Linked DNA regions of Homo sapiens: region 1 is linked to region 2. Evidence: chromatin contacts called from ENCODE Hi-C data. All regions are on one chromosome and are shown on one strand. Each heading gives the region's core, a stretch centred on a gene start or an enhancer-like site at or near the end of the contact. The rest is flanking DNA. Distances are from core to core; before and after follow the strand shown. Region 1 holds the start of LINC03117 (long intergenic non-protein coding RNA 3117). Region 2 holds the start of MEG9 (maternally expressed 9).

What was found. A loop is a pair of places that touch in the nucleus more often than their neighbours do. Pooled maps may share reads with other maps.
Region 1: a map of PC-3 shows a loop between it and region 2 (8-fold over the local background). The contact joins the promoter of LINC03117 here to the promoter of MEG9 in region 2. A Hi-C loop is called at or near these places in 2 of 168 maps with a recorded cell type or tissue (PC-3 and posterior vena cava) and 1 of 50 pooled maps.

Annotation. Positions count from the first base shown.
Region 1 is chr14:101,473,935-101,477,260 of GRCh38, forward strand. It overlaps LINC03117 (long intergenic non-protein coding RNA 3117), which reads right to left and starts at 1,856. Exons shown (of 4, transcript XR_944220.2): 1 at 1-1,856. RefSeq lists enhancers at 1-581, 1,885-2,562 and a silencer at 3,249-3,326.
Region 2 is chr14:101,068,501-101,071,527 of GRCh38, forward strand. MEG9 (maternally expressed 9) reads left to right here and starts at 1,411. Exons shown (of 2, transcript NR_047664.1): 1 at 1,411-1,555; 2 at 1,942-3,027.

The sequences.
Region 1 (3,326 bases), core at 606-3,105, 410 kb after region 2:
CCCGCCTCCAGGCCCCGAGCACTGTGAGCTGTCTGCCTGCACAGGGCTGCCTGACCCCACCCTCCTGACCACGTCCCCACTCCTGGGGACGGTTCCCGGCCTCCACGGCATCCCGGGGAAGGCAACAGAGATGGACTGGAGGGCACGGGAGGACACGCATTCACTGACCGTCCAGCCCAGCAAAGCAAGAAACCGTCAAAAACTAAAAATTCCATTTGTAAACAAGATCGAATTATTTGATTGTGAAACCAGGGTCCATGGAATTTAAAATAATTTAATATGAAACAATATCATTTGAAATGCTGGCCAGCCAAGGACCTGGACGGGGAGGGGGACTCTGTCCTCCTGTGCCCAGCCACGTGGAAACCCAGCCTCAGAGAATAATAACAAATCATTCTACAGCAAGTGTGGCTGAGATTCAGCTACGTGGCAGCCCCAGGCCAGGCCCGGGGGGCAGCCGGCGAAGACTCCTCGTCCTCTCAGAGTTTACGGTCTAACTGAGCAGACCAGGGTTGGACAATTAAATAACGATGCCAGAAAGCAGGAGAGGAGTGAGTGGGTGGCACTCAAGCCAAAAGGGAGGCCTGATAGAGCCAAGGGGAGTGTGCTGTGGGCCATGGCACTGCCAGAGGAGGCTCTTGGGTGCTCTGGCACCGCAGTGAGCAGCTGGGGGCTTGGTAAGTAGGGAAAGCCAGCACTCAGAGGAGAAGGTGGCAGAAAAAGAAATATTCAGAATAGGAAGCGTGATCATTTGCAACCCCAGCTTTGTCTTGTACTGCCCATGCCAACTTGGGCAAGCACGTTATCCCAAGCCTCAGTCTTCTCATCTACAGAATGGGAACAATCCCAGTCCCTACTTCCTGGCTGTTGTGAGGGTCGGAAATCATTCACGTGCAGCCCTCTGGGAGCCCGTGTCCCTGACAGACAGTGGTGCTCCAGGTGGAGCACGAGGCACCGCTGGCGCTGTAAGCAGATGCCTGTGGAGGGAGGGGAGGAGCAGGTTTCCTAGAGGCCTGGGAGGGGCTGATGCCTCTGCAGTGGGCTCTGCACTCAGCTGCCTTGAAATCCCAGCAACAGTGCCTGCCTGGAGTGACGGGAGCAGGCTCTTTGGGGACCGGGGGGTCAGGAGGGCACATGCACGTGCCTTGCAGCTGGTGCCTCTTGGAAGGATGGGGAGGCGGGGACCCGGCAGACCCTGGTGCACCGACACTCCACAGCCATGTCTTCTGCCTCAACATAAACACGATTGGGAATAGTTCAGGACTGTAAGAGCAAGAAAAACAAACCCAGGGAAACCAAAGAGCGCGCAAATGCTAACTTTCATGTCACATCCAGAAACCACATGTTCATCAAGCCACCTGCGGGCTTGTAACTCAGTGGGGAGACACAGGGTTGTTGTCCTTAGAAAAATCAAGCTATCCTTACAGCTGCAAGGGGAAAAGTCCAGTTGCTGCCTCCCCTCCATCATCCTGGACCAGGTCCCCCCACAGAACAGCCCTTTGAGGCAGCCAGGGAGCTTCCCGTCGCTGTGGCCACCTGGGGCATGGCCCCTAAACCTTTCCGTGCACAGGGGGTTGGGGAAAAGCCCCGGACCTCCAGGCTGATGAGTGGCAGGCCCAGAACCCCCATCAGGGTGCCCAGCTCCCCAGTCTCCCTGTCTCACCACCACCCCAACCTGGGCTCAGCCGCCCCCGTTCAGGGCAGGCAGGACTTGTCCTGGCCTCGGGGAGGGGCCGGGGAAGAGGAGAGAAGACCCCAGTGGGGCCCCCCAGGCCCGCACATGCCGCCCGACTACCTGTGGGCTTGGGGAGGGCTCCAGATCACTCCTGCCCTCAGAGACGGCGATGCTGAGAAGTGTTATTTTTATTCCTCCCCAAGCCTTGCCAGATTACATTGTCAAGGCCAGCACTTTGGAGATATTTCCTTGGTTTCGCAATTCACACAGTGACTAACACATGTTACATTTTGAAAACTTCTCTGGGTAAAAATTTAAGCTGAATTGTAAATACATAAAAGTCTCAACGTTAATGGGGTACATGATATCTCAGTGACTATTGTGTAACACCAAGATTCGGAAAGGATGTGGAATTCCATATAGTCGGGTGAGGATGCCGTCCCAGAGCCGCCCTGTGAAAGCATCATTGTGAGCAGCAACCTTGCCTTTCTCTGCGGTTATGTAAGTTACAAAACCCTTTGCCTCTTGGCCTCGTGAGGCATCAGGACCCTCAGGAGGCTGGAACTGCAGAGCTCCGCCCGCGATGATGAATCCCCTCCAGGGGGCATGTGCACACGTGCCCGGCACACCCTGCCAGGGGCTTCATGCTTGTGACCTCCTTGGCACCATGAGGCACTGGGCTACAGGTGACAAAACTGAGGCACATGCATGTTAAGGGACTTGCCTAAGGACATCCCCTGACAGAGGCAAGCAGGACTCAATCCCAGATGGAATGCTCACTGCTATGCCCATCACCCCCTCAGCCCCTGGTGCTGGGCAGCTATGAGCCATGCTGTGCCGTGTCATGCACACTGCACCCCCCCCCCAATGATGGCACAGGATGGCCCCCACCAGGACAGGCGATGCATGGGCGGTCACCTGGGGTCACTGTCAGAGCATCTGGACTACGAAATGAAGGGGATGGGCCACTTGGCAGTGTCCCTACGCAAGCCAGAGCTACAGGAGCACCTGGGCATAGGTGTGGGAAGGAGGCAGGGAGAGAAGGAAGGAAGCAGAGAAGCCAAGAGTGGTTGGGGAGTGGCTGTGTTGGGAGCCAGTCCCCCCACTGCCCAGGCTCCTGCCCAGCCGAGTGCCCAGAGCCCTGCCCATCTGCAGCAGCCCTGCCCAGCCCTCCCGAGCCTCCACCTGCCTGTTCATTGCTTTGCTGGATGACGCTTATCAGCCTCTACTTGGCCAGTTTTCTGTTTCATTTCCCCGTTCAACATTGATCTCCACACAGGACTGTAGACTCCATGCAGGCAGCACACTGTCTGCCGGGCTCCTGGCCGCATCACCAGAGCCTGGCCCCAGGACTGGGCATGGTGGGCATTGAGTAGTTATTTGTTGAATGTATGCACCTCCGAAAGAAAGAGGGAGCCACCATCCTCGCCTCGCTGCTGTGGCTCACTGAGTGGCTTTACCACCTAAGATGCCTGCTGCCTTTCTCCTGCTCCTTCTGTGACCTCAGACAGGCAGTGCAGGGGAGGGGTAGGCAGGGCAGCTCTCTCCTCAGCAGAGCTCACCTTGGGCCACTCAGGGGCCAGGAAGTGGCAGTGCAACTCGAGACGTTTATGACACAATCAACTCCCTGCTGAATATTGATTTTTCTTCA
Region 2 (3,027 bases), core at 161-2,660:
GCCCCTCCAGCAAACGCCCCAGCGCTGAGAGCCAAATGCTCTGGGGAACTCCATCTGCAACGGGCTGGAGCGTGGTGTTAGGGCTCATATTTTATGCATGGGGCTGACTAAATGGGAACATTTGGAGATGAAAATTGCTGTTAATGCATCTACACATCTTTGGAATATATTAAATGTGTGTGTGAGGGGAAGAGTGACATTAGCCTTATTTAATAGCTTCAATATAACCATCCCCGCACACCACGGCGTTAACAGGCACGGCCCCCCCGCCGAGTCTCCCAGGCCACCACTCAGGAAGAGTGCTGGGTGCATCACGCGCCACTTGAGAATTAGGGGGTGAGTCCGGCGTCGGCCCGGCATGCAGCAGCGTGCATGTTCCCCGCCGATTTCTAACCCAAACACAGTGACCCTGTGCCACTTGATGCAGAATTTCATTAAAAGCAAAAATGATTGATTTATCTATTGTTTGCGGAGAAGAAAAAATAAACAAAGGGCCTTTCTCATCAGATAAGCCAAATAAGAACGTGTGCCCCACAGGTGGCCAGGATGAAAGTCTCCATGGACCCTTCAACCAGAGGCTCTGTGACTTGTCCCGTCTTCAGTGCGGTGTGTAAACCCTGCCGCCGGTCCAAGTTCACGAGGTGTGCTCCCTTCTCCAGTGCAAGGGCCCGGTTTATCCCCACTATGTCTCCTGGACGTGGTTGGGAAATTGAACAACCTGGACCTCCGTTCCCATTTCCTTGTTGTTTCAGCGGGAGATAAGAGGAGAAGTAATAGCTGTCGTGTTGGGGCGCTTGCCTTGGTCCTGGGCCCCATCAGCTGCTGTGAGGAGACAGTTTCTTTTCCATAGTTGAGGAAATGGAGCGCAGAGAGGTTGAGTGAGTCAACCAAGGTCACCCAGCTGGAGGTGGGGCAGGGTCTGGCTCCAGGCTGTGTGCTCTCACCCACCCTGCTTGCACGGGCTTTAGGAATAGCCCCTGTGTCCTGGAAGACAGATCGCTCACCGAATGGGCCTCTTTTCTTGGTATCATATGATGAGGTAGGCTCACTTTCCCCCAGACTTAGCTTGCCAGAATATTCATGGTTTTTTCTCTGTACTCACCTGTCATCTCTCCAACTTGGTGCCATCACCCATGAAGTGGGATGCTTTGGTGCGTGTCTGGCCTGGGGAGAGGGCTGCTTGCTTTGTCAGAAGACTCAAAGCATGATGGGCATCCAAATACCAAAGACCTATGTTGACCTGTGTTTTTCACTCCGCTTGATGGCAGTTGAGGGCTATATTCACTGCCTCAGTTGCATGGAGTGAACAAGACCTAGTGAAGGTGGTGGGTGCGCTGAGACCATCTGGTTGATCTCTCCTGGGTGGGACCAGGTGCTCCCCTCACCACCCCCACCCTTGTCTGTGTACCACCACTCTGCACAGACACGTTGGCTGGTGCAGTCCTGGAGACCCACGGAGCTCACGGTCGTCAGGGGTCCTCAAGGATTCAGAGAACCCCCAAATGTCAGGGCTGCTCCCTTCTTGTCCTGCCTCTCTGCTCACACCCTTGGACAGGTAAGAAAACTGAGGTCCACAGAGGGCAGGGTGCATTGCTGTGGCTTTTGTTCTGAGCACTGTCTCCCCAGCTTTGGGGTTGAGACTCTGGGGTCAAGACCCACCTCTGATGAACGAGCGGCTTCCTTCTTTGTAAAAATTGAGGCGACCCAGACCAAGAAGGGCTGCAAAATCACCAAGCCAGGACCTCAATACCCAAGGGGCTGGGGTTTCGGCCACCCTGTGGCAGAGCTTTTAGAAGCCAGGGCCCTTGGCTCGGCAGTGCTGGCTCATAGTAGGTGCTTAGTTCATGCCTGTCTCCTTGGATGAAATCTGACCATAGACACCAGTGCAAAGCAGGTGTTCAACACAGGAGGGTGTACTGAACCCGATCTCTCTATCACCAGGAGGAAGCACACGGGAGGCACTCAGAGAACGTTTGTGGAATGAATAAATAAAAGCATATTTTGAGGGAATAAAGAAGCAGAAAAACAAAGAAGAATCTGGGGAAGATGGGCATAAATCTCCACCAAGTGCTGCCAAGGCTTCCCAGGCGAGGCTGCTGAAAAGACCCTGTGGAGGTAGAGGGACAATTTGTCATGGATGGGAATGGGCTTGAGGGCCGGGAAGCAGGGCATGATGGGGCCTCATTCATCATTTTCCCGTTATCCCAGCAGCGTGCAGGGGAGCAGGTACAGCACCTGCCTGTGCAGCTGCACTGCCTGCCCGAAGGCCCTAGGCCCTGGGCCAAGTGAGTGACCAGAGGGGGACTGGGAATGGAAAGGACCTCAAGGAAGGACAAGCTGAGCTCTGGGAGGCCACCTCCTCCAGGAAGCCTTCCCTGATTCATCCTTCACAGGCAGTCTCAATTTGCAGTCAGATATCCACTGCTCTGATTCTTAGATCAGCAAGTATCTCCCTACCCAGACTGCAGGCTCTGCTGGGGCCGCGGCTGTTTCTGACTTGTGCACAATGGCATCCCTGTACCTAGCACAGGACTGAGTCCAGAGAAAGTGCTCAGTGATGCTTGTTGGCCTTGTCTCTCCTCTGTGGGCAGCACAGGGCACCCGGCGGGTCCTGAGGGTGTGGACATCCCACGGCAGAGCCTGCGGTTGATCCCGACCATGAACCAAGGCCTGGGGCGGGGGTGGCCACATCAGGCCACTTCTGCCAGGAGAGATGTGGCTGTGAGCTGGGGGTCTGGCCTGTCCCCGGAGGCATTCCTTGGGTTTGCATCCATCAGAAGATCCACTGGTTGCCTCTATTTGGGCCTGGAGCAGGGATGGGATTTTTCCAAGGTACATGGGGTCTAGGGGAGACCCAGGCCCATTATTAGGGTCGGTCTTGAGAAGGCAGAGATCAGGCCACCACTTTATTTGGTGTAGCTCCTCGCTCCATTGGTGTGTGCTGAGTGAATGAATGCATCAGGGACTCCTGCTTCCTGCCCAGAGCCCCCTCCGCACCCCACACAGCCTTGCTCCAAGGAGAAGGGG